2 separate regions of the Mus musculus genome follow, and region 2 is linked to region 1. A link is a loop called in an ENCODE intact Hi-C map of the cell type or tissue named here. Cell type or tissue: left cerebral cortex. All regions are shown on one strand. Each heading gives the region's core, and the rest is flanking DNA. Links, peaks and the distances in the headings are about the cores only.

Region 1 (10,461 bases), core at 1,241-9,240:
CTGACTAAGACAGTTTGGTTCAATCAAGCAAACATACATGTAGTATTATCTAATAAATGCTGAATTAAAAATAAATTATAAAGCTGGGTGTGGTGGCACTCGCCTTTAATCCCAGCACTTGGGAGGCAGAGGCAGGCAGATTTCTGAGTTCCAGGCCAGCCTGGTCCAGGACAGCCAGTGCTATACAGAGAAACCCTGTCTCGAAAAAAACAAACAAAACAAAACAATAAATAAATAAATAATAAGTCAGGCAGTGCTGGTGCACACCTTTAATCCCAATACTCGGGAGGTAGAGACAGGTGGATCTCTGAATTCAAAGTCAGCCTGGTCTATATAGTGAGTTCCAGACAGCCAAGGCTACACTAAGAAACAAAACAAAACCAAAATAAATAAATAATAATAAATAAAAGGCATTGAGGCATAAAGGGCTCACAGTATTAGCATTAGCTGGGATCTGACCTATCTAATTTTATCATATGCTGCAAGGAGAAAAGCTCAAACTAGTCCAAACTACTATAAAATCAGAGAAGAAAATGATTTGTTTACAATGAGAATGAACTTTCACACCACTTTAAGATTAATGGGATAAACGTATTTCTCCTTAGATACAACTTTAAGGGGAAATTATCATTTGGATTTCCTGAACATTGATTTAGCAAAAAGAACAGCTACGGCTGGCTGAATGGCAGCAATAGAGACGTGCTGGAAATAGATAACTCAGAACCAGGGAACTTATTCCTACCTGAGCTCAGGTGGACGGCACCGAATTCTGACCTTTTGAGCTTCATGCTTTGGTGACCTTTCTGTCCACCTGTCAGGACCATCATTCAGGGACACTGTACAATTTGCGACATTTTTATTAAGATTCTGTGATGTTCTTTAAAATAGTCTTAAAAATAGTCCCTTGTCTACCATTCAAGTTTGTAGCACTGTCTAATTCTTTTATGGCACACTGAAATGAGATGGCCCATCCCACTCACAGTTACTGAATAGTCGGGGGTTCACGAGGCAGTGTTCTTTTGACTATATGGGATGGGCAACGTGACTCAGAATGGGTGACATTTCTGGATCTAAAGGCTCCGTGTCACTGATTCCATGGGCGTGCTGCCCTTTGTTCTCAGTTGTCTGCTGTCCTGTGGTGGCTGCTGCTGGCTCTGGGTGTCCAGCCTCCCAATTCCAAGTCCAGCTAAAAGAGTTCTTTTTATCAGTACTACAGGAAAATCTTCCATGGTGAAGGATGGTTGGCATAGCTTGGCTTATGCCCTTCTTGGATGATTCGTGATGCCGAGGGAGACGGAGCGCATGCTTTGTTTAGACCTTGAAGATACTGCTGTTTCTGAGATCTGGCTTTTGCGTTTGGATGGAGAGTGACCGGAAACTGTGCAAAGTCCATGTACATAAAACCTCTGGAAATTACTGGACAGGCGACTTTCGTTTCCTCATCTCCGTGTCTTTGGGGGAATGTAGTGGTCAAGGTCCATTTATAAGACATATGGCCAAAGCTGATGGCATGGATGCTATGATGTGTAACTACTGCCCTCCAGGACCTCATTCTAAGAGAACACACATGTATTCAGATAACCTTAGCATGGAGTATGTAAGTATAATGGAATAATGTAGAGATGGGACTTATCTTCATTCAGTTCAGGGGACAGAGGACCCTGTTTTCTGAAAACAGAGGGAAGGCTTTGGGCTGTACACAGCCTTGAAGGGCAGGCAGGGTTTTGGTGGGTGTGGATATAGGATGGGGCAGCAGTTCCAGCCAATACTCGGGAATTTTTAAAAAGAGAAGGGAGCTGGTGGTAGTGGCACTTACCTATAACTCTGGGCACTCAGGAGGCCAAGTCGGGAGGATAAAAAGCTTGAGACCACACTGGAATATTTAGTGTGATGAGAAAAAGATTGTCTTGGCTTGTGTGGGAAGGAGGGGACAGTATAGCCATGTCAGTTTGAACAATGGCCATGTGGTAGCTTTGGGCAGCATAGAGGTGTGTTTGTGCTTATGTGTGTGCCTATGTGTGTATATGTGTGTGTGTCTGTGTATCTGTATATATGTGTGTGCTTATGTGTGTGTTTATGTCTATATGTATATGTATGTATGTGTGTATATATGTGTATGTGTGTGTTTTTTTAAAGATTTAATTATTTGTTATATATATATGTATATGTATATATACATATATATATATATATATGATGAGTACACTGTAGCTGTCTTCAGACACACCAGAAGAAGGCATCAGATCTCATTACGGATGGTTGTGAGCCACCATGTGGTTGCTGGGAATTGAATTCAGGACTTCTGGAAGAACAGTCAATGCTCTTAACCGCTGAGCCATCTCTCCAGCCCATGTGTGTTTGTTTGTGTGTATGTGTGTGTGAGGGCCCTCTGTGGTAGGGAGGCTGGCTGAGTTTCTAGAGCTCTGCCAATCTCTCAGAGTTTTTACTCAGCCCTTGAAGAGTAGCCCAGAATGCCTTCCAACATCTGGGTTTCTGAAGTGGTCCTGCAGAATTGGGATCCTTGAAAAGTGAACTACTGTGCTTTCTATCTTGGGCTAAGTCAGGCCCATGGTCAGCTCCATTTTCGTTTTCAGATTACTTAAAAACCCCAGATCTCCTCCAGACTAAGACTCTTTGCACTGTAGTGCCTTACCCTTGTGACCTGGGATGGAATAAGAGCCCAGAGGTCCATGCCCGTAGGTTGAGAAGAACAGAGCTGAGTGTACAGAAGAAAGCAGGAGTCTCCAATCCCCACCATCATTTCTGGATGGCTCTTTATGAAGAGATAGGTAGAAACCAAAAGGAGAGGATTTCTAGCTTTGTTTGGAAGAAGCCAGACTGCATGACACGGCAGCAAATCATCTCCCACTAACAGGCACAGTGAGAGACTGGGGGCCCGCCAAGTCTTCGTAGCACTGAGTGGGCTCACATTCCAGGTGAAGAAACACTTCAGTTTGATGGTTTTTTCCCACCAAGACATGGCTGTCCTGGAACTTACTCTGTTAGATCAGGCTGGCTTCAAACTTACAGAGATTTGCTTGCCTCTGCATCCCAAAGACTGGAATTAAAAGTGTGTGCAACCACCACCTGGCTGGTTTTAACTACAATGTTCAGGGCTTATTTATTTATTTACTCCTTGGCAACAGGGTCTGTGTTGTGTGGCACAGCCACTATTACTGAAAATGAGTATTCAGGCCTGGGCATGAGTGTTTATGTTCTCTGTACATTTAGGGAAGGAGTCGGAACTTTTAGAGGTGACGACAGTGGATGTTGCTGCTCCTTTTAATCAAAATAAGTAAATGATCAACTCCATTTAAAACTTCTGCAGCTCTATGGGAAATTGAAAAGGCAGAGCAGTCTGGTGGGGGAGGGGAGGAGAGCGAACAGGGACATGGGGTGGGTGGGGGTAGCAGCATCAGCATCATTTTCTTCTCAGTTTATCAGTATAGATGATAAACTCTTGCCTGAAGACAGACTAGGCTGAAGCATCTCGTTGGGGTGCACTCTGCAGCCCTCCCATAGCTCCCGGCCTGCCCCCTCCTTAACTGAGCTACAAGGAATCCTCCTCCTACAATAAGAATCCATGACGAGTCTGCACTTATCTAGAGCCCAGGTCCCCATGACTGGACTGCCTGGGCGTTGCCTAGGAGATAGGTTTGTGAAATCAGAGCTGACCTACTTTGTTGTCCCCGCCATTTTTTCACGGTCCAGCCTCGGGCTGCTTGCTTCAGGACTGGCAGACTCAATCTCTAGCTAACAAGCCTTAGGATTTTATTTAATTAATCACGTGGTCTAGACTAGCTTTCACCAGCTCTTTCTGCAGCCCAGGCGGGCTTTGAACCCGACCCTCCTGCCTCAGCCTCCCGCGTTCAGGGATCACAGGAGTGCACTAGGACAAGCTATGAATTTACAGGAGTCTGTGCTGCTGTTTGATTGGCGGGCTCCTCACCTGGGACATTAATCTTCCCTGACACATTTCCACCCCTTCCCGGGCAGGCAGTTTTCCTTCCTTGTGGCGTTTTGCTGGGTTTTCAATCCCCAGTCGGTCAGCAGAGTGTCTTACTCTTCCAGGGTGGCTTGGTGCAGAGCTCTTTCTGTTTCCTGGCTCTGCAGATGCGGCTTCTGGAATTTCTTGGCTTCCTGTCGCGCCAGCTCTTCCCTGCCTCTGGTTGAACACACTATTTCCGGGGGCAGTGCCCTGTGCTTTTGTAACCTTTTGGGTCGTCTGGCTTCAAGTTCCACAGGGGATCTTGCAGGTCGGCAGCGGAGCCCTGAAGCTAGAAAGTGCCTTAGTCATGTTTCCATTGTGGACTGCAGGGGACAAAGTTTTTAAAAATGGGCATTTGGAGGAACTTGCAAGGTTTCTCATGGCGTGTTCAAAGAACTACATTCCAGTATCCCACCTCCGGGTGCCAGCCCGCCTTTTAACGCTTTTCTCCTACCTAGCTGCTTTCTTTAGCTTTCTCTGTGCTTCACTCCGCCCGCCACCTCCTGGCCTTTGCATAAGCCGCTGCCTCCACAGACAGCCTCGCCCGTATCCTCCCCCACCCCCCCTCCGCCCTCTCCCCTCCTCGCCCCTCCCCCGTGTATGGCTGACACTGTTTCAGCCTATATCCATAGCACTCATGTGTACTCCAAAAGCATTCTAGATCCTTCTTTAACAGACTCAATCTCTCTTTTAAACCCCGACCCTGCCGTTTTTCTATTCTTATATTTTCTTCATTCTAAGAGCCATCATTTTTTTTTTTTGGTTACAATTATATCGAGAAATAGACCCCCCCATTTTAAGTGAACCATTTTGAGGCTTTTAATATTACCACAGAGTTGTAAAATCATCCCCACAATCAATTCTAGAATATTTGTATTGCCCTTCAAGGCAGCCTGGTACTGGTTAGCTCCTATACACTGATCTCCGATCTTCCCAGACGAATATCCATTAAACAAACTACTCTCTGTAGATGCATGCATTTAGAATTCTTCATGTAAGTGGAATCTTGGGGGGCTGGAGAAATGTCTTAGTGCTTAAGAGCACCAGCTGCTCTTCCAGAGGTCCTGAGTTCAATTCTCTGCAACCACCCTGAGCCACCCTTAATGAGATCTGACGCCCTCTTCTGGTGTGTCTGAAGACAGCTACAGTGTAATTACGTATAATAATAAATAAATCTGTGGGCTGGAGCAAGCAGGGACTGAGAGAGTTTGGCAGGAGCGAGCAGAGGTCCTAAATACAATTCCCAACAACCACATGGTGGCTCACAACCATCTGTAATGGGATCTGGTTCCCTCCTCTGATGTGCGTGAAAATGGAACAGTTGTATAATAAAATAAATAAGTAGATTTTTTTTCAATATATAAGTCTTTTATTCTCCCAAAAGAACCCAAATTGTTCTTGTGATCAGGATCTTGTTTCTGGAGCCAGGAACTGAGGCCTCCTCACTCGTCAGCCTGCTGCACAGTTCCCTTCTCAGACACATAGATGCCGTCCAAAAACTTCCTGATATCCTTGTTTTTAACTGTTGTGGCTTGCTGAATCAGGGCAGCTGAATTTGAAGCAAGTTCAATATCATTTCCTTCAAGGATTAACTCATCCTTCTGGGCTTGAGAGACAGAACAAGCAACACCTGTCCTCATCCAAACCCTGTGGATGTAGTTTTTCACCCAAGAAATTTCGGATTTCAACCAAAGAGCCATTCTCCTGGATGACGACGTTGATGGGGAAGTGAGCATACACAAACCACATTTTGTATCGGAAGCCCAGTGTGACACCTTTGATCATGTTCTGAACATGACTGCAGATGTTCCTGACGGTGGCCAGTTCCTTTCTGTTACCCCACCATTTGTCAACCCAGAGCCTTTTCTTTTTCTTCCCAAGAAGACTCAGCTCCACGTTGATGTGATTGAAGTCCCTCCGCAGAGTCCCCCTGGGGCCCTTCACAATGACTGTGCGCCCCTTCAGAGTGATTTCGACATTCTCTGGAATGTCCACAGTCTGATTGCTGCGAATGGTCTTCATCCTCACAGTAGATGGGGCAAAAAGAGCAAGTAGATCTTTTTTAAAAAATGATAAAATAAGTGGAATCATGTATGTATGACAAGTAGAGGCTGTGTTCTTTCACTTAGCACAAATGTTTTCAAGGTATCGTATACTTGTGTTGTAACATGTAGTTAGCAGGAGTCCATTCAAGAGCACCATTAAAAACATTTTAGCATCTGGGTTGTAAAGATGTATCTTCAAGTCATTGCCTTCCCGTAAATGGTGTCAGAAGCTGAGCCGTACAGATTAAGCAGTAACGCCCCATTCTTTCCTTCAGTTGGCCCCTTGCAGCCTGTGAGCTTGAACACACGTAGGACTTAGAAGACAGGAGCCTGAATGTGAAGCCCTGTGTCTGACCTCTCCTTTATCAGGGCCTACAGCTTTGTAAGCATAACGAAAAGCCAACCTCATGAGGGTCTGGACTCCCTTTATTCTCCTTAGCCCTTATCTTAGCTCTTATGGAATCCTTTCCACTGAGCTAACAATAGCTACCCAACAAATATTTACGTCAAGGTTCCCTCTTTGTCTCATAAGCGCTCACAGTGGGGGCTGGAGAGAGGGCGCTGTGATTAAGAGCACTGGCTGCTCTTCCAGAGGTCCTGAGTTCAATTCCCAGCAACCAAGTGGTGGCTCACAACCATCTGTAATGGGATCTGACACCCTCTTCTGGTGTGTCATCGAAAGGTCACAGTAAAGACAAGGCATTGAAGGGTAATTATTCCAGATGACCTGGCAGTATCATTTCTGAGGATGTTACCTCCAAAGAACTGAAAGATTGACACTCATATTTGTGAACTGATTTTCATAACAAAATTGTTCATAGTAGCAAAAAGTGGAAAACAACGCAAATGCTTGAAGAAGGGTGTTGGGCAAAGTGTATGATGCACATGCAATAGAATATTATTCAGCCTTCAGAAGGAGTGGCATTCTGACTCATGCTACAGTACAGAAGAAGCTTTGCTGTACAGTCTCTCCTCTGGGCCACAAGGCTGCCACCTTCAGGAGGTTGCTCTGTTCCCAAAAGATCATCCCAGCTGGGCTTGTTGCTGGAGAGAATCACGGGACTCTCACCTGAGTATCCAGTCATCTCTCCCAATCAGTCATATGTAATTCTTCCCTAATTGCACATGGCCCTGTGGTCTCAAGGAGTGGGTAGGTAGAGTATATAGGTAAGGAAGGAGTAGGGGAAGGTGCTCCAACCTCAGCCTTGGGGACATCATCATCGCTGTTGGGTGGCTTCTCTAATGTCACCCACACTCCCATCCAGGACCCCCCACCCATGCTCTGTAAATAACCCTAATAAACTCATTGCTTCCTCGGGGTGACGTTGGGTGGAACTGAACTTTGTCCTTGGGATCCTATGTGGAAGGTAGGTAGATAGATAGATGTTGCCTAGTCTCCCTCTCCCCCAAAAGGGTGAAAATTCTCACATCAAACTTGAAGACCCTTTATAAGGTGGTTCAAGTGGCCAAATGCTCAAAAGCATTGGAAGGGTGTCTTCGAGAGGCCACCTGAAGGGAACTGGATGGAGTTAGTGTTTAAGTACACAGTTTCAGCCTACAAGGTTAGAAGGTTCTAGAGATAAGAGGTGCTGATACCGATGTGTAACAAGGTGAATACGTCTGATGCCACCAAGCTGTGCAGTCATCTCTTTGTGCAAAGTGTCGGGGCTGGGATTTCCAATATATTTCAGTAGGTAGAATACCTGCTTAGCATGCACAAAGCTCTACATTTGATCCTCAGCACCAACTAAAACTGGGCATGGTTTCACACCTCTAATCCTGGCACTAGGTAGGTGCAGACAGAAGGATCAGAGATTCAAGGTAAATTCAAGGCCAGCCTGGGCTACATAAGACCCTGACTTTAAAGGAAAAAAAGTGAATATTTTCCTGTAATACTTAGACTAACCCTACACTCCTAGACTTATGCTATTTTCCTGCCTCAGCCTCCTGAGTAACTGGGACTGAACCACAGAAACATTCAACTTGCCAAGATATATAGTACAATTAAAAACGGTTAACATGACAAATTAGAGATACAAATCTCTCTCTCTCTCTCTCTCTCTCTCTCTCTCTCACACACACACACACACACACACACACAGAGAGAGAGAGAGAGAGAGAGAGAGAGAGAGAGAGAGAGAGATTGACTGTAGAGACAAAGGTAGCCAAGAGGCTCTTAGAGTAGAGGCACCTTCTTGGGACTTTTGTGTCTGCTCCTGTTCGGTGGCTGGTATAGCCTTTGCATCCCTCCTGGTCCTTATCAGGTCTCCCTCTGTATCCTCCCTTCTGTATCCTCTTATACTGGGCTGTGTAAGATCCTGGAGGCAGGGGAGATGTGGTGTGGTGGCTTGTTGCTGAGGGCTGTAAGCTAGGCAGGCTGCCAAGGTCTGGGCAGGACAAAGTGTAGGCAGTCGAGGGCTCTGGAATAGGGGCCTGGAGAATCCATAACTGTCTAGGTGACAGAGATGAAGAGAGATGGTGAGACTTGAGAACACTTTAGGCTGCATACCGTGGAACCCAGTGACCCCCGGGAGCACCATGAGTTTGCTGCACCCACGGAGGCCCCAGGTTTCTGGATTGGAGGACTAGCTGCATGGGAGGAGACGTGGGCCGGGGGAGGATGAATGTGCTTGCAGGGAGATGATGAATTCCACTTCTTATTTTCAGATCTGCTGAGTCGAAGGGACTTGCCATATAGCTAAGCAGCCAGCTACTCGAAGGAAAATATCAGCTTCAGTTTTATTCAAAGCCTCCGAAGGAGTCACTAGGAAAGCAGACTGACATTTTTTTTCCTCCCTCTCTCTCAAAAGACTTGTTCTTCAGCCTTCCAAAGAGTGTATAGGACCAGATGTGCCACTTGCGTAATGCTGGCGGCTCTCTGTGCGCGGCCCACTTCCTGTTTATTTTCATCAAGGGACCCACGCTCTGCTCCTTCCTCTCGGTTCTTATTTGGGAATTCACTGATTGGGACCCAGAACCACTTACTTGGTCTCCCTGGTAGGAAGCCAAGCTGTCATCTTCGAGGCTTAAAGTAAAGAATAATATACTTGATTTGTAGAGCAGAGGTTCTCAGCTTGTGGGTTGTGTCCACTTTGGGGGTAGACGGACTCTTTCGCAGTAGTTGCATATTCCACGTATTGGATATTTATAATCCAATTCACAACAGTAGCAAAATTACAGTTATGAAGTAGCAAATAAAATAATTTTGTGATCAGGGATCACCTCAACATGAGGAACTGTACTAAGGGTCCCAGCATTAAAAGGGATAAGAACCATTGTTGTGGAGAGTTATAAAATACACCCCAGCCTTCCTGTGGCTGGGATGGCCGCTTGGTTTTGAAGCTTTGACTTACCTTCAGAAGGCTTGTCACAGAAGAAATACATCATTGATTTGCTCTGTTTTTAGATGGCTTGGTTCGCTCCCATTCTAAATCTACTCTCTCCGCTGCTGCATTTTTAAGACGTTACTTGGCAGGGTCTGGTTTAGCTTTATCAGCTGGTCTGCCTCTCTATCCCAGCTCCCTGAGGCTGGAGGACATACCCCTACGGCCTTCCTCCTTCTGCCTGAACTGGGGCAGTCTCTCTCCACAGGCCGCTGTTTTCCTTCCTCTTGGGAAATGCAGTGGACAGGAGACTGGAGGGTTAGGACTTTGGAATTTGGTGGCAACCCATTGCTTCTCAGGTCTGTGACAACAGAACCTTAATGGTTGTTTGCTTGTTGTGCGCTGTTGTAATAGATCATGTTTTTCTACATTTGTTCCCATCTTCTCCCGGGACTTAGTTTCTTCATCTGTGAAATGGGGACAGTGTAATACTCCATGTGTCTTTCCCACTTCACACACTCCTAAAGATCCTGACCGACACACAGATAGTCCCTGGGAAGCCTTATTAAGATGGGTGTGATTAAAGTGATATGCCTATTTTTTGAATCTGTTCCATATCTATGGCTTTTCTTAGAGAGTACTTACCAATCCCTATTTTGACAATCTGGGAGAATAATAATTATAATAACGCTATCATTTTTTCAAGTTCAAAACAAGAATTTATTCTTTATTTTTTTTCCTTAAAAAAATGTACCAGGTACAATTTTCCCATTCTTTTTGTTTGTTTGTTTTGTTTTTCAAGTTTCAGCAAATGCTTGTTCCCCTGAGCCAAGCCCCAAGTGTTAATTGCTGAGGCTGGGTCAGAGTCTTAAGTGGGGGCTGGAGTAAGTGGGAACCATATGACTGGATGAGGGGCACTCTTCATTCCAGCTGAGGTAGGTGGGTCAGAGTCTGGTCAGGTGAGAGGAGGTTCCCCAGTCCTTAGGCCTGACTTTGTTCTGGACACCTTCCTCAGTCAGGACAACAAAGCAAGGAGACACAGGCAGGAGGAGAGGGACAACTGAGTCTGAGCCCTAGGTCAGAGATGGTTAAACCCCTGTGTTAC
Region 2 (10,461 bases), core at 1,281-9,280, 130 kb before region 1:
GCCCCCTAGCTAGCTGATAATAAAACCTCTTGCAGTTTTCATCAAGTGTGGTTTTCTCTCGAGTCATTGGGGTGTTGGCCAGCTCATCCCAGTACTTGAGCGGAGGCCCAGCTTAGGGGGTCTTACACTACCTCCCTAGGGATCTCATTCCCTACATTAAGTGTATAGTTCCAGGAAATAGGAGCTAAAAGTTCAAATATGCACTAGGTGACATTAAAAAAAATAAAAATAAAATTTAACAGCTTCCATCATTCAAGAAAAACATTCCATTCATTTTCTACACATGCAAACAAACATTGTTCCAGAAACACAACTGGGGCTCTGAGATGCTCACAGTGGAGGATACAGAAGGCTACAAATAAGAGGCAATGCATTTAAAACTTCTCAACACACAAAGCAGGTCCGTCTCTTCATTTCCTGTCCAGGCTTAGTAGCACTTCTTCACGAAGGCGCTCTGCACACACAGGATCTCCTCAGTGTGGACTGGTGGAAACTGGGGGGTGGGAGAGGGGGTGAGGGGGCACAGTCAGGCATTGGAGTTGAGAGGCTCGTCTGTCTTAGATGACAGTGCTGACCATTAACACAACTTTGAGCACATCTCCTGAGCATTAGAGATCAACTGAGAAGCTTTTCCTCCCTGAGAGACAGAAGTCATCTGCGGTCAGTCAATTATAGTATCCTAGCTATGATTCTCCAAGTCGGGAAGTCGAACATGGAAAGCATGAGAGACAAGATTGCTGGTACTCCGGCTATGGCTGTCACCAGCGGACTTGGTATTCTAATACTGAATGTGGATGAAGAAACAAACCTCTCTCTCTCTCTCTCTCTCTCTCTCTCTCTCTCTGTGTGTGTGTGTGTGTGTGTGTGTGTATGTGTGTGTGTGTGTTTATGTGTGTATGTGTGTGCACAAGCGCATTCATACACATGCGTATATGGTTGTGTATAATGTTTGTTTGGGGATATATAATTACATGCATGTTAATGCGTATGGAGGCCTGGGGTCTGTTTTGATTGGCTTCCTTAATCAGTCCCCACATTATTTTTTGAGACAGTGTTTCTCACTAAACCTGGAGTTTAAATAGGCTGGGCTTTGGACAAATGAACTTCAGGGATCCAGCTGTCTCTGGGCCCAGCACTACTGTTAAGCAGCCCACATCACCACAGCTGGCTTTTTTATGTCCTGCTGAGATTCTGAACTCAGGACCTCATGCTATTCCCCAGCCTCGCAGTTTTGTTTTTCTAAGTAAAAGAAAGGAAAGGCTGTGTATGATAACTTAGTCAATGATTTTAAAAGACTTTTTAATTCTATTTTTTTTCTATTGTGGGGTCATGAGTATGACTTAACAACCAAAGCTGGTCCATTCTCAAATTCCTATGGTTACTACATGGGCAAGACATGTGACTCTGCCAACACTAGGGCTGGCAGATTTTAATTGGTCTGTGAATACTAGACTACATGGCAGCTCTGATTTTCTGAAATAAAGCAAAAAAAACTCAACCCCTTGCCTGTGTGGTGGCAGCTGCAGGTTTGAAGTCAATGGGACAGGGAACAGATGTCCATTCTATGAATAGTTTCCTTGAAACCTGCCAACAGTAAATACAAGACTAGAGAGCAAGCACTTAGCCTTGAGTGGAACAACATGGGCCACAGCTTCCCTCACACACAGGCCTCACACACAGGCCTCACACACAGGCCCAGTGGGCAACTGTCCTGGAGGATGAGGGAGCCTTCCAATAGTGCCGGACTTCCAGCCCCAGACCTGTGTCTGCCCCTTCCTCTCAGATACCTCAAAAGTTCAGACCATAGGTATTTTTAGGGTGTTTACCACATCCGCCGAGTTGTGGGGGAGGAGCATGTGAAGCCAGCCCTGGATTATATTTAGAAATGTTTCCATAGCAGCTGCGTGGTGGCTACTGGGCACTAGGCTTGGAGAAGCCGTCACACCAGCCTTTCACTTCTGTTCTGTCATGCATGTGAATGGTCATGCAGCAGAGAAAAGGCTGGGAAAGACCCAAGCCTATGCTCCTCCCACTGCCAATCACAATTCTAACTTTTGGAGAAAGGCAGGGATTGATGCTATGGATCCTGACTTGCTGGATTTCCAAATAACCAACATCCACCCGAAAACCAATCCCAGGAAGGCATCACTTCATAATTATAGCTCTCATCCCAGAGCCCAAAGCTCGGCATCTCACCGTTACCCAAAACACGAGAAGCCACCCACACACCCACCGGGTATATTTATACCCATTGAAAACCACACACAAAATGTCAGGCCATAAAACATTTTTGGTCTTACAATTTTTGAAATTTAACCTTGTGTGCTTTTTCCTTAGATTGTCTTATGAAATAGCTAAGATTTTTAAATATGTCTTTGAATTTTATAATTTAAGCCAAATTCTTCCCAGGGTTTTGGGTTTTTTTGTTGTTGTTGTTTTGTTTTGTTTTTTTAAAGGGCAGCAGCTCTCTTTGTGTGGTGGACAAAGAGGAAACAGGAAGTTCTTCGCCCAGCTTAAGAACTGGAGGGCTGGAGAGATGGCTCAGTGGTTAAAAGCACTGACTGCTCTTCCAAAGGTCCTGAGTTCAAATCCCAGCAACCATGTGGTAGCTCACAACCATCTGTAATGAGATCTGATGCCCTCTTCTGGGGTGTCTGAAGAGAGCTACAGTATACTTATATACATAACATAAATAAACCTTTTCAAAAAAAAAAAAAACCTGAAACAGCAGAGGGACCGAAGGACCAACTGAGAAGCTTACCTGGTGACTCCTACAACAACTGAAATGAATAAAGTCCCTCTTCCCCACCCTGCGTGACACGCACCTTAGAACTCACTATCTGAGAAATGCATAGTCTAGAGGGCCAAGTTTCAAAGAGCTGCCTCTCTTCCCATATCACCAACACTACCGCACATCTGGAAATGACTCCCACACTACCGCACATCTGGAAATGACTCCCAGATTTCATCTGCACGACTCAGTTGATAGCCTGACTACTTCTCTTACATTTCCCTATCTGTACTGCACACTGGTATGACTCCACAGTCCTGCCATCTCGTCCCTAACTCACGCTTCCCCAGTTTCCTGTTTCTGTTAGAGGGATTTCCCTGCCATGAAGACCTCTGTTCCCACCTCAATTCTGAGGTCTTACCAACGCTACCCACTTCCTCTCTTGCAGCCCCAGCCCCTCCCCCACCCCATCCCACCTTCTGGGCCTTGATTCTACCCGCTTCTTCTCAACCCTGATGCTGGGCAGGTCTCAGTACCCAGGGATTCTCTCCAAACTCCCTGCCATCTCAAAGCTGTTCAAATTTCCATGCTTCCTGGATCTTCTACTTCTGACCCAGAAGCAAGTGACACCTCGATGAGTCACCGTCCGAGCCTGAGACATGCTTAAGTGTCATCCTGCTAGACAAGGGTGATTCCCATTTCCTGTAAGGTCCTTGTATCCAATGACTATACCTTACAGCCTCCACCAAAACATTACTACCTAATTTATCTTTATTACAAAATCTTGGGGAATCCTGAATAAACATCTCCCTTTCCAATAGAAAGAAACCTCTGATAGTCTCTGATCATCACGACTAACAGTTCATGGTGGCTAATGTTCTGGAAGAGCCCTAAACAAAAGCAAAGTGAAGCTATTTTCTTAACTGCGTGAAGTAGTTAAACTTATAAATGAGGAAACGGAGGCACAGAAGTCTGTCATTTACCTAAAGCTGCAGAGTTACTGAAGCTGAGGGGCAGAAACTTGAAGACAAGGAGTCAACATGTAGAGAAAAAAAACCATGTACTTAGCCTGCGCTAGTGTGGGATGGTCTATGATGCTGCCAGGTAGCCCTGGACACTGTAACGGTTCAGCTACTATAGACATCCAATATGTTGAGACCCCCCCCCCAAAAAAAAAATCTCTAAAACACTAGTTCTTAGGCAACCATAAAGGGCAGACATTGAGACTCAGAATGGGCAATGTTCTCCCGGTATATTTTCACTGTCCTGGCAATGGCAATGCATTTTGATTTCTACAGTTATGGCACATGAAGCCTGTAATAGAAGGCTTAGTTTTAACCATTTTGGAAATAAAAGTAGCAACATGAAGCCACTAAGTAAGTGACCAGAAGACCTTAATTGTGTAATGCCCCCCTTGCTAATCTGTCTGCTGAAGGTTTCTTACTGAACCAATCCCACAGCCCACTGCATCACGAATGGAGTTGGGACTGAACTTGATGATACGGAACAGCCAGGTTTAATCTGTTTCATTTTTCTCTTTTCAGAACGTGTCTTCTTGGGGAGAATAACCTATTCCCCTAAAAAGCCTACTAAAAATCACTAAAGTAGAAGGGTGTTGTTTCTGTTATTCATTGTTAAACCTTGTTTCCAACCCAAGAAGTTTTTCAATGTAGCAGTAAAGACAGGTCATACAAAATATGATACTGTTGAAGATAAAAGTGACACATACCATCTTAACAGAGGGACATGGGAAAGGGGGAAGTAGCTTTTGGCTGTTGAAATTTGGGGCACCACTGGAGCTCCCCTGGATACATTAATGAAACAAGGGTGCAGCTTGCAGGGCTACTCCTTGGTGAAAGCTACCTGTGTCCAAGAAGTCTCTTGGCAATGAATGTACATCCTTAAGTTCATAATCTGAAAGTTTTTAGAAGATGCTCAGCTGACTTCATTATGGAGATAATTATAAGACAGCTTATATAAGAATGTGTGTCAACACCCAGTTCTAAATGCCTCTTTAATCTGTGTTCCACAGGTCACTGTTGTACTTAAGCAGAGTAGGCTGACAGAAAGCCCAGAGCAGACAGACAGGGGTTTGAATCCCTGCTTTGTTTCCTACTTGCTTTCTGTCTTTGTTCAGTCACCAATAAAAATGCAGTGCTTGGCAGGGCTGCAGTTAATGGTCCTCAGGAAACATGAGTTTCCTTTCCCCGAGTGAGGCGGGAGGAAGGGACAGCTCCAATTGTAAAACCTGAAATAAATTAGTTCCGTGACTGCTGCGAGACACTGCAGGGGAAACTGATCCGCAACGCAAAACAATAAATTAAAACCCACTCTGAGAAAGGCAGAGTGGACAGACAGAAGAAGGCAGGAGAGAGCCTGAGGGTTCCGGCATGGAGGACAATCCACCTTCAGAGGGTAAGCTCAGTTAGAGTTGGAGGAACACAGTGAATGCAAAATCAACCGTTCACAGCATCAGCAGCCTCCAAGGCTGAAAACCATTGCACACTCCCCACCCTCACTCTGGCTGCTATTTTAATCCATGCCAGACTCTCGAAATTAACAAGCTAGATGCACCCAGATGGACTCTATTCTCCACAGTCCAAGTGATACCCACTTATTTCACTTTAAAACCCAAACTGTTCTGCATCAGATGTGGTTAGTAAAGTAGCCTATACCCTCTGATCCTTATCAAGGGGCGGAAGGAAGAGAGTAGGTTGCCATGGTGATGTTTTGTTATCATTAAAACAAATTATGAAAGCAAGATAATTTTTACCTTTCAGGTCAAGAAGGTTTCTATTTGACATATAATTTACATGTGCAGATGAGTGTTGGAGATTTTGTGTACCAGATGCAGTTACTACATTCTTGCCATAGCTTCAGTTTGTGCACAGTAAATCATAGTGATCCAAGATGTTTAATCCTGCAGCTTAATTTTTTTCTTCTGTAAAGTGACATGATTTAGTCAAAGACTCCCTCAAGCCCTAAGTCAAGCCTCTGGTCCTTTCGCCAATTCTAAGGTTTCTTTTGTCTGGAAATCAGAGATGCCTAAGTCCACAGCTGTTACTTGCTTAAGAAATGGCAACACAGGAGACACTCCAGGTAGACGGTTCTGATTGCCAGGTCAAGACAGCTTCTTTATAAGAGACGGCAGTTGGAGAGTCTATCCAGCATCCTGAGAAACTACAACCGATAGAGATTGTGTGTGTGTGTGTGTGTGTGTGTGTGTGCTGAACTTTTCATTTCTGCTTTTCCTGCAATGATTATCACTTAGCCACAAGTTGTATAGTTAGATCCCAGGCATGGTGGAGGCAGAGGGAAGAAGGTTAAGGAGGGGAGAGGGGAAGGAGGAGGAGGGGGATAGGAGGAGGAGGAAGAGGGAGAAAAGAGGGAAGAATGGAGAGAAGGGGTCGAGAATGTTCCCTCCCAATTCTTCACAATTGTCCTACCGCAACTGTCCATTGTTCTAAGTTTCCTGCATCTGCAGTCTTTCACAAAAGTTTTGAAAAGGACCCCAGTAGCTCATGTGTTGTCAGGGATCACAGTGAATCTTACTGAGGTTTGTATTCACCTTGCGCCATTTACAGTGAGGAGTAATGTGTGCTAAGCACTAAGCGAAAAGTACAAAGCTCCCACCCTGTGGAATGTGTCAGGCAAGCAGAAGCCAGCTGAACAGCCACAAAGGTACAATAAGTCCTACAGTGTGCACAGCCATTGCTAAGAGCCAAGGATCTGCTGGTGAGAAAACGGCACCTGGAACTGTAGAGTAGCGCTGGAGGAGCCAGAACCCAAGGTCAGTCACAAAGTTGGAAATAATGGATGCTTTGCAACTTTGTAACTCACATAATTACTCAGACTTCAAGTAAACTCACCAGCCTACCTACCATATGCAGAACCCGGTACAAGTAGCCAAGCATTTCTGAACGCTAATCAAGCCGATAGCTCTAAAGGAGTCAAATACAGGCTGTATACTTCAGGCTAGCCAGTAAAAACCGGGCGTCTCAATGAATGAGGCCCAGGGGCACCCATAGGTCAGCACAGATGGAAAGAGTAGGCTTGTAGGGCACAAGCAACGTAGCTGGTCTCTCCTCCCTGGGAAGCCATTCCTGTTGGGAAGAGGAGAGGTGCTTTTCATTTTAGGGCGTTTCTGTTGAACTTCCTGTCTCAGCCGTACAGATGAGACCAGGCTGAAGAGAAAATGCAGATTTCCATGCAAAAATCTGACTAAGCCATCTCCCAGTACCTGAAGAAATCCTGACCTCACAAACTACTTCCCAAGTATTCTAATTGATCATTTCTGTAAACACATACCCTTCCCAACTATAATCTAGAGAGAACTGAATTGGTCTCAGACTCTCTTAAAAAACTAAGATGGGTGTGAAGATGGGAACTGCCTGCCCTCAGTTCCCAAATGAAAGGGAAAGCAGAAGAATTTGAATTATGGACCCAAACCACAACTATGAAGCCCACACGGAATCCTTTCAGGATGAGGTACTGCTGGGGTGACTTTCAAACTCTGAAACCTCTCAAGCATTTCATTACCAGTGAGGGTCACATTCTTTAAGGATGATTTGAACAACATTTGCAAGTCTGCTTGTCATCTATACCATGAAATCCAAAAGATGGAGCCAAGAAAATCCCCAGGGAAACTGTTCCTCGCACACAGCGGAACAGAGCCAGAGAGAACAGGGGGAGTTGGGAAGATAATGATGTTGGTTTGTCTTCCTAGCCAGCTAGAGCTGGGACTGAGAAAGGGGGTGTCCAGGGCCAGCTCCCAGGTCACAGAGCAGGCGGATCAGGAGTAAATAGCCCCAGGGGCACCCTTAGAAATCTCTGACCAACGGCTCCAATTCCAAGTGCTGCCTCTAAGTAACTTTTTCCTTTAAAATTTTTCCAGGAAAGGAACTAAATATGTTTTTCTAGATCTTGGGGGTGGGAGGGGATGCATCTAATAAAATCTGTCCCTATGCTATAGGTCTTGCAGAGAAAAACAAAGAGTCCACACTCAGACCCTTTCAAAACTCCCCCTATTCTCTGACTTGGTCATTGGGGGTTTCTTGAGTGTTCCCTACCAAGTTAGCGTTTCCCCTCTGTGACCAGATGTCATACCTCCAGCATTACTGCCCCACCATGCCTTGCTTTTTGCCAACTCTTCCTATCTTGCTTTCTCACTGACATCAGGTACTGCCAACCTGCCAGCTAGTTCCTATTTCTACACCTGGAAAGCCAAGCACTTGCAGGCGTCGCCTTTCCCTAACCCTCTCCAGCTACACAGCACCAAAGCCTGTCTCTAGTGCAGCAGCTCTCAGATAAGAACTTGGGTACCACCGGCCTCCTTCTACAGCACAGGGCCAGGGGAGCAGGAGGCAGAGCTTTTCGAGACCCAACACCATGAGCCGTGGCTCACCTTTCACCACCAGACTGGTCGCTGGTAAAGCCATCTCTCAGGGCCTGAGGACACCACACTGGTCTCCAGCTCATTCTGTCTTCTGTACAGCCTACCTTCCGATAAAAGGATGAATTCTCACCTTTCCTAAGACCCAGCTGCTTTGGCTGGGGCTACCTAGCATTTTATCTTCGTTGCATCCAAAATTACATTTTTTTTCAGATGTCAATTAGAAAAAAACACTGCTGAAGTGTACTGAGCCCCAGCTGTGGCTCCCTACCCACCCGGCCCCCACCCCAAGATTCGAGGCAGGAAAGCATTAATAAAATACCCTGTGGGCAAATGACCGCCAAGTGTGATGACCCAAAAAAACATACAAGTGGGAGCAAAATTTTCCTTACAGACATCATGTTTTTCAAAAAGTCTGTTTAAACTCAAGAGGCCCAAGCTAACTGGAAGCCAAGACTTAACAACAACAAAAGGCCATTTCTTACATTTCCAGAGACCACAGCCTTTCTGCTGGAGTCTGAGTGACTAACACCCGCCCACAGGAGCCTCACAAATCCTCAAAGTGCTGACCAGAGCAAAGTCCCGTGTTTGGGAATGACAGGGTCCATGTGTGCATTCCAGGAATGCTTACACATTTTATAGTGCTCAGAGGAAGAAGGGCGGGAGGGAAGCGGTGAGACAAAGAGGCAAGAAGTCTCACAAGGGGCTTAGCAGCAGATGCTACAGTTGTCCCAACCCCCATCAGTCACCTCAAAGCTAATGCACAAAACACAGACACATAACATCATGTCAGACCTCTCAGGCTCCAAACTACCCAGCTCTAAGACTTACCAGGTCTCTGCCACACAACTGCCACATAACCTCTCACAGGGATCACACTGGTCCTTCCTGCCCTGCCTTATGACAGACTTAGACAAGTTTTTGAAAACCACGGGTGAGTTCACCATCAAGAGAGCTACGAAGCTGGAGTCAGCCCAGAGTCGTCCCCTCAGATTTTTACACACCACTCTATTCTCCATGTTCATGAATCCATTCCCCGGAACTTCCTGTCTTCAAAAACACTGTGGCTTAGGGCATATATTTTATTCACTGAATTACTTAATCAGCAAATAAGAAAGCATGGATGGGCTACTTCCTTCCCTGGGCCACCATTTCTATCACCGGACATAAATTAGGACTTCCTTTTTCTAAGATTCCATTTACTTCTGTCCCTTTCTGAAAAGGCGGTGGGGGGGGGGCTTTTATGATGAACATAGACTGGCAGTCTCTCAGAGACAGGAGGAAACACATGAAGCCAACTCTAAAAAAGTTGGGGGGCAAGGGGAGTACCAGGGTTGTCTTCAGTCACAACCTGGCCATTTTCTCCTCCCAAGGTAATTCAGTTCCTTAAGCAAAGCTGACCTAGTGTCATCTCTGACATACTCGTAGCACCTGAAAACCATATCCCTAAATACCTCAGGGTATAATAACTATGCTCTTAAAAAACAAACAAACAAATTAACATATGACCTTATTCAACAAGTAGCATGCAATAACCCGTCCAAATTCACAAGCTCTTCTAAGAGTTTTCATGGGGTCTGAGCCTCAGCTCTGGATGGAACACTACCAGGATAGAACAGAGGTTGTCCGCAGAAATTTGGGGTGTGTATGCATTCTTATAACCACATAACACATTATCAGAAGACTAGAAGCCTGGGATGCCCTCATTTAGTTTCCTAAGTCATGACCCGGGGGTCATAGGGCTGGAGTCTCTGCTCAGGAGAACACACAAGGCTGGCAGCACAGGCTGGCTGAGCTGAGGTATGCCCAGAGATTCTAGGGCAAAGTCTACCAACAAGCATTCTGGTGGTTGAAAGATTCGGTTCCTTGAAGTTATGAGCCTCTCCTTGGTGGCTGCCAGAGGCTAAGCTTAGCTCCAAAGGTCATGACAGTGCCCAGCCATGAACTTACCCACCCACTTCAGAGCCAGCAATGGAGAGTCTCCCTGAGTGCCTCTCTCATTTGGGGTACCCCCTTCATCGGAAGAGCACAGTCCCTTATAAAAAACAGCCTGGCCACATCAAGTCCATTCAGGGTAGTCCTCACTTTTAACTGAACGGCTTTATAACTTAACCTGCTCCCAGGAATAGAAAACCCACCGTGGTGACCAGTCCTGGGAGACAAATCAGGTGTGTATATACCAGGCAGCTGGGGTTGTGGGTCATCACAGGATTCTGTCATCCTGACAATGAATCCAGATTGGATATAATCAAGAATATTATTCCCTCAACTCAAAAAAGAATAGAACTACATTTCTGGGGAGAGAACAGAAATTAGTAATGGCATAGCAAACTAGATT

Evidence for each region. A loop is a pair of places that touch in the nucleus more often than their neighbours do. Peaks named below come from ENCODE experiments on the same cell type or tissue, not always from the same donor. Only the 100,000 strongest peaks of a DNase experiment are listed, where the experiment ranks them.
Region 2: it touches region 1 in a loop (2.7-fold over the local background); 2 of 42 quality-filtered maps call a loop at or near these places.

Annotation. Positions count from the first base shown.
Region 1 is chr5:92,999,379-93,009,839 of GRCm38, reverse strand. It overlaps Gm36764 (a long non-coding RNA gene), which reads left to right and starts at 773. Exons shown (of 3, transcript XR_880434.2): 1 at 773-1,597. It also overlaps the pseudogene Gm6450. In left cerebral cortex, for the core only: CTCF peaks have their summits at 5,121 (motif pointing left) and 7,038 (motif pointing left); DNase peaks (open chromatin) are centred at 6,974, 7,858, 8,702, 8,879 and 5 more places; H3K4me3 peaks cover 695 bases; H3K27ac peaks cover 6,185 bases.
Region 2 is chr5:93,128,470-93,138,930 of GRCm38, reverse strand. All of the region lies in intron 1 of Septin11 (septin 11), which reads right to left. Among named protein-coding and RNA genes, the nearest start is that of Septin11, 40 kb to the right of the region's middle. RefSeq lists an enhancer at 3,205-7,854. In left cerebral cortex, for the core only: no CTCF peak of the experiment used is centred there; DNase peaks (open chromatin) are centred at 4,919, 5,248, 7,397, 8,681 and 5 more places; H3K4me3 peaks cover 460 bases; H3K27ac peaks cover 3,315 bases.